Regions from separate parts of the Mus musculus genome. Here region 1 is linked to region 2. A link is a loop called in an ENCODE intact Hi-C map of the cell type or tissue named here. Cell type or tissue: left cerebral cortex. All regions are shown on one strand.

The links. A loop is a pair of places that touch in the nucleus more often than their neighbours do. Peaks named below come from ENCODE experiments on the same cell type or tissue, not always from the same donor. Only the 100,000 strongest peaks of a DNase experiment are listed, where the experiment ranks them.
Region 1: a loop joins it to region 2, with 2.3 times the contacts of the local background. A loop is called at or near these places in 1 of 42 quality-filtered maps.

What each region holds. Positions count from the first base shown.
Region 1 is chr9:27,056,096-27,061,095 of GRCm38, forward strand. It overlaps Ncapd3 (non-SMC condensin II complex, subunit D3), which reads left to right. Exons shown (of 36, transcript NM_178113.4): 16 at 1-83; 17 at 1,766-1,986. Among named protein-coding and RNA genes, the nearest start is that of Ncapd3, 28 kb to the left of the region's middle. In left cerebral cortex, no CTCF peak of the experiment used is centred here; DNase peaks (open chromatin) are centred at 2,450 and 2,948; H3K27ac peaks cover 559 bases.
Region 2 is chr9:27,296,676-27,301,675 of GRCm38, forward strand. It overlaps Igsf9b (immunoglobulin superfamily, member 9B), which reads left to right and starts at 2,429. Exons shown (of 20, transcript NM_001326702.1): 1 at 2,429-2,842. The coding sequence starts at 2,779. In left cerebral cortex, CTCF peaks have their summits at 741 and 2,499; DNase peaks (open chromatin) are centred at 2,475, 3,237, 3,480, 3,930 and 2 more places; H3K4me3 peaks cover 3,352 bases; H3K27ac peaks cover 3,371 bases.

The sequences.
Region 1 (5,000 bases), 240 kb before region 2:
TGTTGATCCTGCAGGACCATTGTCGAGACCCTGCCATATCTGTGCGGAAGCAAGCCCTACAGTCTCTTACAGAACTTGTTATGGTGAGGAGCGCCACACTGGGTACAGAATGCTCAGTGCCTTGCATCAGAAGCAGTTCTGAGTTGGCTTTAATGGTTCACACCTGGAATTGTAACATTCATGAGGCTGAGGCCTTCTTGGTCTACAGTATGTATGCCCCATCTCAAAAAAAAAAAAAAAAAGGAAGAAAAGAAATTCTGTACTCGTAGTAGGCTTCAGGCTAGAGCATATACTTTGCATGCCCAAAGTACTTGAGTTTAGTCCCCAACACCACAATGAGGCAGGACTGATTGTACACAAGAATTCCCTGTTGCTAAACATTTAGTAAACCATTTAGAAAGTCACCTGAGCCCACTATAGGACTAAACCCAATCAACAGGGGAATAAAAACAAATGGCAGATAACTGCCTTTTTAAATTCAACTAGGAACTTAGGGAGACAGTGTTGTGCTACTTCTTGATTTTTATCTTAAGTCCCAGCTAGAAGAAGGAACTGAAGATTTTGAATTGATTTTAATTTGTATTTATGTGTATGTGTGTATGAGTATGTGAATGCATGTGCGGGTGCCCACATGGGTCAGAGATGTCATATCCCGCAGTTGATCATGGGCCAGCTGATACCAGTACTGGGAACTGACCACTCTAGAAGAGCAGCAAGTGCCCTAACCACTGAGCTGTCTCTGTTAATTACTTTTTGCTCATGGTCCCAGAGGGTCAGAGTCCACTGTGCCAGGGAGGCATGGCAGCAGTCAGCAGGTGTTGTGATCATCTGGAAGCCAAGAGCTCACACCTTACACAGCAGAGAACAGACTGGAATGGGGCAAGGCTTCAGCAAGGCTGTACCCTCCACGCTGTAACCTTTCCAAACACTGCCAGCAACTGGGGACAGAGTATTCAAATGCCTGGACCTAAAGGACAGTGCTCATCTTAACTATCGCTCCATCTCTTGTCACTTAAGATTATAAGTATCACCAGAAGAGTTTGTTCATTACTATGATATGTAATTTATTTCTCCTAATTAATTGGCTGTTGAAAATTTTTTTAAAAGGATGACTACTTTGATCAAAGAAGGCATTAAAGAATGCATAATTTTTAAGATTTATTTTTATTATTTAAGAGAGTGGGTGTGTGTGTGTGGTGCGTGAATGTGAGCATGTTCATGTTCATGCAGTGCCCATGGAGGCCAGAGATATCAGAGCCTCTGCATCTGGAGGTAACTGAGTTGTGAGCTGTCTGACGTGGGTACTGGGAACTCAAGTTAGGCATCTAGAAGACCAACAAGTATGGTTAACTGCTGAGCCATCTCTCCAGGCCTAGCAATGCATATTTTATCTTTTGGAAGTAAATATCATTTGTTATTGGATTTGAATAACCAAAGTAATATTGATCACTAATAATAAAATAATGAGTTTAATTTATAAGTTTAATAAACATTGGCTCATCATAAGCTAGAGGCTGCAGTTTGTTTTCGATGTCTTTGAATGTTGTTTTGGTTTTCCTTTTGTTTTTGTTTTCTTTGTTTTATTTGCAGCTAACTGAATTATTTTATTTGCTTATGCACAGTGCCAAATATTATGCCAAGGGTTTCTTACCCTTTTTAGGTGTGATTAGATTTAGCATGTCTTTTGAAATGCCAACTGAAACTTCATTGGCTTGTACCTAGACTTGTATTAATGTCAAACAATCTGCTATGTTTTCAACCTCAGGCCCAACCTACATGTGTCCCAGTCCAGAAAGCCTGGTTGATGGGTGTCATCCCAGTGGTGATGGACTGTGAGAGCACAGTGCAAGAGAAGGCCTTGGAGTGCCTGGACCAGCTCCTGCTGCAGAACATTAAGCATCACAAGAAATTTCACAGTGCAGACAGAAGCCAGGTGCTTGCGTGGTCCCTACTTGCTCTCCTCACCATAGAGAACCAGGATCTGAGGTACATTGACTGTATCCTTCACATTTCTTATAGAAGGCCATGTATTGTTTTGTTATGTTTTAAAGAGTTGTTTTTTATTTTATGTCTATGAATATTTTGCCTGTGTGTGTGTGTGTGTGTGTGTGTAGCTAATGGGTTACTTGATCTTTTCAGCCCTTTGGTATTAACACTTTCCCACTAACAATGCGTTCATCCAGTCAGTGTTTTCTCAATACCACCGACACTTGTGCTGATGTTCCTTTAAGGGACGGATGTGTTCCACAGCAGAGTCTAACTGTCTCACTCTTGTTATTATTGTAGTTTCTTTCTCTGTTGCTGTAATAAAATTCCCTGACAGGAGTCTTAAGGAGGAAATGGTTTATCTTGGCTTATGTAGCATATTCTGTGAGGGAGCCACAGTAAAGAAGCACAGAGCAACAGATGCCAGTGCAGAGCTCTGTCTCCATTGAATACAGCTCAGGATCCCGCCCACGAAATGTTCTTGTCTTCCCATATCATTGAATGCAGTCTGGATAATCTGTCACATACATTCTCAGAAGCTGACCGTGAGCGAATCCCTCGTACAGAAAGAAGCCTACACTCTTGCTCTGTAGGTGATGCTAGACTGTCAAGTTGATGTCTAGTTATCATCTACCTAGTCTCAAGTCCCAAGGGTACCCAGTTTTAAACAATCGGCTCCCTCTCAAAAGGCTTTTCCTTTCTTATGTTTAGTTATTTTTTAACTTCCCAAACATTGGGCTCGTTAGTATTCCATGCTTTCCTACCATAATGCATTTCTACAGGATCCATTACCTCCTAAGTGTCCTGTGATGTGCATTCTCTAATGCCTGATAGGCCATGAGGACCCTTTAAATGCCTACTCTTCAAGTCTAAACGCTTGTGTTTACAGGCTATGTATAGCTTCATTTCAGTCCCGTTCCGTAATGTTTTCAAACACACAGCTGTCTGATTTCAAAAAGGAGGCTGCTGTTGTTCTGGCACAACCTTCAGCCACCCAGCCTAGACACACTGAGTAGGTGTCACAGCCTTCTCTCAAAGTGCGTGTTGCCAGAGGGAGAGAATATAACAATATGTGGTCAACTTGGCACAAGCGAGGTACATCCAAAAGGAGGGAACCTCAGTTGAGAGAATGCCTCCATAAGTTCCAGCTCTACGGCATTTTCTTAATTAGTGATTGGGGGAGGGCCCAGCCCATTGTGGGTGGGGCCATGACTGGGCTGGTGGTCCTGGCTTCCGTAAGAAAACTTGCTCCATGAGGAGCAAGCCAGTAAGCACCACTCCTCCATGGCCTCTGCAACGGCTCCTGCCTCCAGGGTTCCTGCCCTATTTGAGTTTCTGTCCTGGCCTCCCTCAGTGATGGACTACAGTGTGGAAGTGTAAGCCAAATAAACCCTTTCTTCCCCAACTCACTTCAGTCATGGTGTTTCACTGGCAACAGACACCGTAAGACATCTGCTCTTACAAAAAGGCACAGTCCTCTAGAATATTTTTTCAGAAATGTTAAGTGTGAAACTGAAATGAATACAGCCCCTCATGCTTGTTTGGTTTAGAAATTGACTTCTTACGGTTCTGGAGGCTGGCGATCCCAGGTTAAAGTTCTATGCGTTCTCTTAGGGCTCTTCTTGGCCTGCAGACATCCTTGTCTTATTGTGCCTGCAGTCTTTTCTCTGTACCTGTATGTTCCTAGAAGCTGTAGGAGTGCAGTTTTCTTAAGCTGCTCCCTAGTGGCCTCCTTTTGACTCTGTTGGTTCTTTTATAGGCACTGTCTCCAAACTAAGTCACATTCTGAGATTACAAGTGTCGAGTCTTTTTTTCTTTTAAAGATTTATTTATTATATGTAAGTACACTGTCACTGTCTTCAGACACGCCAGAAGAGGGCATCAGATCCCATTACAGATGGCTATAAGCCACCATGTCGTTGCTGGGATTTGAACTCAGGACCTCTGGAAGAGCAGTCAGTGCTCCTAACCACTGAGCCATCTCTCTAGCCCAAGTGTTCTGTCTTTTAACATAAAGATTTTAGGAGGGCTGGTGAGATGGCTCAGTGGGTAAGAGCACCCGACTGTTCTTCCGAAGGTCTGGAGTTCAAATCCCAGCAACCACATGGTGGCTCACAACCATCTGTAACAAGATCTGACGCCCTCTTCTGGAGTGTCTGAAGACAGCTACAGTGTACTTACATATAATAAATAAATAAATCTTTTAAAAAAAAAAAAAAAAAAAAAGATTTTAGGAGGGCGAAGGTCAGCCCATCACACACTTCTAAAGGGAAAACATAGTATCTTCCTTTCCACACTGAACCTAAGCAGTTGCATCACAGGATGGTGAATATGCGCTAGAATAATCAGCAGCTGCTGCTATGGCTGCACGTTTCCCTTATAAAGCCCTTTTGTATAAACTGGCAAATACAAGAATATCACAAGGCTGCATTCCCCTGAGTTATTTAGTGTTTGCAGAGAGGGAAAGCTTCCAGGAGTGGGCTATTTTGTTCCATTTCTGAGTTCGTGCCATGAGCTCCTCTCCTTGCTTCCTCCAGAGGATGCAGCATGCGAGGTACTGCATTGGAGCAGAGAATGGCCTCAGCAGACACAAAGCCTGGACCTTAACCTTAGTTTTCCCGGCTTTTAGAGTTGTGAATAGTAGATTCTGTTCTTTATCAACTACACATACCCAGATGTATAGGAGCAACTCAGAAGCCAGATGAAGATGACACTACAACCACAGGAAGGACAGGCTGGAGAACTGGAGCCCACAACAAAGGATGACCGCCTGCCTTCTTCTCTAATGCTTCTCACTCTGTAGAGCACGCCTCATAGACAGCAGGCGACTCGAGCAGGTCACAAGTCAAAGCGGAGATGAGCAAGAAACATAATTAATCTGACATTAAACTTCTCTAACAGTCAAAGGAGTTAGAAATAAAATAGGTTTCAGTTTGCTAGAATGTGAGAGTAGAGTCTGTGCCACCACGGCCTGCATACATACATACCCCCCCCCCCCAAGCACGATTAAGAAC
Region 2 (5,000 bases):
AGCACCCCACCCTCCGCTTTGTTTTCTCTTCTCTTTTATGAGAGTAGGGTCTCTTGTAGCTCAGGGTGACCTTCAGTTTTGTGTGTAGCTGAGGATGATCTTGTACTTCTGACCTTCCAAATGCTGGGACAATTACCTAGGCCACCAAGTCCAGCTCTGCTCATGACAGCCTTCTTATGAGAACTACCAGGGAGATCCCAGGAGAATTACCTAGCAGTGGCATGGCTTCCAGTGACTTAAGGACTTCTCAGTAGAACTCATGTTTTTTTTTTTTTGTTTGTTTGTTTGTTTGTTTGTGTGTGTGTGTGTGTGTTTAAAATGTATATGAACACAGTGTTGCTGACACACCAGAAGAAGGCATTTGATCCAATTATGGATGGTTGTGAGCCACTATGTGGTTGTTGGGAATTGAACTCATGACCTCTGGAAGAGCAGCCAGTGCTCTTAACCCTGCCCCCCCCCCCATCTCTCCAGCCCCAAACTCACGTCTTTATATTAAACTATATCTATATGTGTTTGTGTGTGTGTATGTGTGTGTGCACATGAGTGCAGTGCCTGTAAAGGGGTGTTAGATCCTTTAAAGCTGTAGTTACAGATCATGGACAATTACCTTAGGATGTTGAAAACCAAACTCTGCAAGAGTTGTGCACGTTCTTAATTGCCAAGTGTCTCTCCAGCTCCTAGGACTTACCTCTTGAAGGTTCCATTCTTCCAATACTGCCACCTTGGGGATCAAGTTTCCAACAACATGAACGTTTCTGAGGTCAAAATTAAATCATAGCCTAGCCTCATCACCCATTCTGCAAGTGGATCCCAATAAGTCTTGATAGACTTAGGACCCAGAGGAAGTATGTATGGACGTATATAGATGTGTGCAAACCTGTTTATGGGGAGACTTGCATATGTGTGTGTTGGAGGTAGAATTGGTGCATGTTGCCTGAGAATTGATGCGTCAAGGAGATCTAGAGCGTGCAGCTTCACCAAAGCCCCAGGAAAGAAATGTCAGCCCAGAAAGGACCTAAAGCAGTGGCCCATGGGAATATATCAACAGAGTGATAACTCATGAGTGTGTTCGCATGAGCAGGGCGAGTTTGCAAGCAGGAGGTATTCAGAAGTCCAGTTCTCCAGATGCTATTCAGATGATAAAAGTTCATTAGTGTGTGTGCTTCTCTGCTTAGGAGCCTCAGCTTTTCATCTCCTGGATGGCAACGAGAGTGGAGTTCTCCAAAAAGAATGACCCTCCATCACTCAAGGCCACTCTATGTGAGATACACGAGTCCATGCGCACACATTGGCTTTTCCAGCAGTAAGCTGTTGGTCTATGGGAAACTTCATGCTCTGTGCTTATTGAGAGATTGCCTTCATTGCCCCTCCATTTCTTCCCTGGCCAACAGCCCCTCCTAGGGAGCTGTGCCTCTCAGCACTGTGTCAGAAGCTTGAAAGAATAAACATCTCCACGGCAGCCTCAGAACACTGTGAGATGGTTGTAGAGGCTTTCATGATGCTCATTTATTCCTTGTGTAAACACAATTGTATTGGGGGAGGAGATGAAGAGATGCTGGAGTAGGGAGCCTGGGATATAGGAAGCTCTTCCAGCGTCTTTATTTATTATCTTCTGCAGAAATGAGGAGGACCTTTCCCTTTTCCTTGGTTCTCTACCTCACCCCCTGATCGCTCACAAACGCCACCTTGACTTTATGCTGCTGATATGGGGCTGGGCTCTCAGTAAGGTAGGAGAGGAAGCAGCATTTGTGTGCAGGAGAGGCAGCATTTATTGGGGGGGGGGGGTTAATGGCTTTAGTAATCATGAGCAACGATGACCAGCAATGGGGGTGGCAGTACGTGTGCACATGTGTTCCAGAGGGGTCTGTGACTCGCCGCAGCTGAGCCAATGACTCATTCCAAATTTAGCGACTTTTAGAGGTCATTTTAGTCATCCTCCTGGCTTTGGGCTGGATGGAGCCTAACTTAATATAACGTTTGGTGGAGGTAGTGTTCTGAGAGAGTGAGCAAAGAGTGGGGGTGGGGGGGGGAGGTATCACGTGGTCTCTTTGAACCGTTCTCCAGAAAAGGACGTTCCCTAGTTTCCCCAGGATGCTTGGGTTTCCCTATCCCCGTATCAGCGTGGTCCTCCCGGGAACTGCTTTTTTTTTTTTTTTTTTCTTGATAGAAACCGGATGTTGGATTCTCAAGGTGGGCGGGGGCTCCATCCCCTCGGATAACCTGTCAAGGGTTATTGAGATTCTTAGGGTCCCACTAGCCAGTACGAGAAGCTACCATCTATTTAATCAGAAACTTGCCATGCAGTCTGAGCTGAGAACAGAATAGAGCAAAGACGTTACAACGCCTTTTCCCAGGCAATGCGCATGATTCTGCGGCTCTGTGCTCGCTACACTTCAACGCACCTTGAAATGGGCTCGCCTTCTTCGCGCAGCGACGGACTAAGAGTTTAGCCAATCAGTGCCTAGACTCGTGAGCACTGTCCAATAAACAGCCGCCAGGGGCGGACCACCAGGACAGGCCCGGCTAGGCTTCACCGTGGACCTGGCTGCGCTCTGCCTCGGTTGGCAGTGCAGGTGCCGCTGCGCCGGGGCCCGGGAGGCTGCGCGCGCCGAGACGAGCGGAGCCAGGAAGGGATGGAGAGCGGGCCGCCCGGGCTACAGGAGCACCGGCAAGGGGCGTAGGCGGGCGAGAAGCGGGCACTGAGGCACGAGAAGTGTGCAGACGCAGGAGCACTTTGCGATAGGATGAGGCTCTTGGCTGGCGCGCGGTAGTACTATGATTTGGTATGTGGCCACTTTGATAGCAAGTGTGATCAGCACCCGAGGTCTTGTGGCTCAAGGTGAGTTGAAGTGCAGCATCCCTCCTCCAACCCTCTTGGCGTTCTTAGACCTTTGCTCCAGGCTCTGGCTCCCGAACCCCGGGGGCGAGGCTCCGGCTCCGGCCAGGCGCACCTCCGAGCACTGGCCCGGGCAAAGGCTGGGGAACTGCGGGTGGGAGGAACTCGGCGGGAAGGTGCGGGAGCCCTTGGGCTGCGAACGCCTTGGAATCAAAGTGGACTTAGTCTACCTTAGGCCCCTTGGTTCACAACCACACGTCGAATCTGAGCTTTGGGGAACCCCTAGTGCTCTAACTCTGGCTGCTGGGGACTTTGATGGTCTTTAGGCAGGATTCCGCGCGTCCCAGCCCTGCACAGCACCGCTGGATGGAGGAGCCCTTGAAGGGAGGCGCGATTAAGAGGTTGGGAGTCCCCGCAGCCGCCTCGAAGGGATCGGGTTCTCCGCCCCGCGCCCTTCCTTTCCACACATCTTGGCCGCGGAGGTCGGATCCCCTTGGCAGGTGACAAGCAGAATTGACCTAGAGGCTCCGAGCAGCATCTGCTCTTCTTGGTTCTGTCGGCCGCCCGCGCCCACCTTGACTGCATCTGGGCCCCGGCCAGGCAAAAGTTCCCGGGGAGGCGCCGTCGCCGCGCTTCAGGCTGCCCGGCCCAGCGGCCTCGGGGCGAGGGCCGCGAGGGAGGGGTCTGCCCAGCTGCGTCTCAGAGTCGAGTGGGATTTTTTATTTCTGCCTTCTCGGGTTTGAGCCCAAGAAAAAGCTAGGGAGAAGCCAAGGCGCGGGGTGCATACTTGAGCGCGAGGGCTTTCGCTTTGGAGATGGCAGAGCTCTGGGTGGCACCCGGCTCTCGGCCCTTGTATGGAAGTCAGAGCCGAGCCTGGAAGCTGCCAGGACTCTGAGCTCACGGTTTCTGCGCGCGGAACCGACCCGACTGCGGGCAAGTTCGCAAAGCAGGGAGATGGCGGCGGGAGAGGAACGGTCTGTGGGTGGAAGGCGACAGGGTGACGAGATTCTGCGGACTAGGGAGCCTTTTTGAAGGGCTCTGCTGGAGGCGCGGGCTTCCCCGGCTTCTTTTGCACCTTGCCTCGGGGCGTGTGGGGGGGAGTGGTTTGAGAAAGTTTCCGGATTGGAATGTATCTCCTCTGCTACTTGAGAGGGGGTTCTGAAACGAGAGAGTGGGGCGAAGGGAAGGACAGCTTTCCAACAAGCACTATGATGGTCGGGATGGTTATAAAGGTTTCCATTTGTCAGGTGGGAAAACCGAGACAGAGTGACCTCAGAAGAAGCTTATGGAAAAAAGGTGGATCTTGCTGTGCTTCTCCCTTCCCCCTTCCCATGCAGTCTTTCAGTGACTTCCTCCTCCTCCTCCCCTCTGGGTTTTGGTATATTCTGCTGTGGGGCTGTCCCTGAAAGCACAAAAGGCTGTGCTAGCATCCGAATTGAAGAGACACCTAAGGAGGGCTCTTCAACTAGCCTCCCAACTTTAGCAAGGGACAGATTTTTTTTTTGTTTTGTTTTAATTTAAACACAGACTACAGGAAATTGGGTTTATATTGCCGAGATTCACAGAATGGCTAGATTGAAGAAGGAACTTCCCAGTGTTGAAGGTTGTTGGTTGTGAAGGTTATTGGTCCTTCTGTCTGGAACTCCTACTCTTCTGTCTGGGAGCAAGGGTGACCTGATTGGTCTTGGATTCTTTTTAGTCTGAAATGGCTCAATGAGGCACTTACAGACATAGGCTTACTGATAAATGGACAAGATTCAAATCCTGGCCGTCCCACTTGCTGACCCCGTGACCTTGGACACATTTCTCAGCTTTTCTAAATGTCACTTACCTCAGTGGAAAGTGGGTTAGCTGTAGGAGTTTGTAGAGGCTTGGAGTGTGTGAACAGTTCTGTGACGAAGTGGCTGGGTGCCTGTTGTGAAATATGTGCTCACCAGACATCAGTGTTAGCATTTCAGGATCTATGGGATGGGATTCCTATTGGGTTATGCAGGGAGCGGAGAGTTAAGAGTGTGTTGGGGGACATTCAGAAGATTGCCTCCGAGGAAGCTAGACCCCTTCCTGGGCTGACCTTGCCTGGTGGAACCTCTCTTTCCTGCATCCCAGGGAAGTGTGGGTGGGGCATGCAGAATTGCTTGGAAGTCCTTTACAAGGTCTGCAA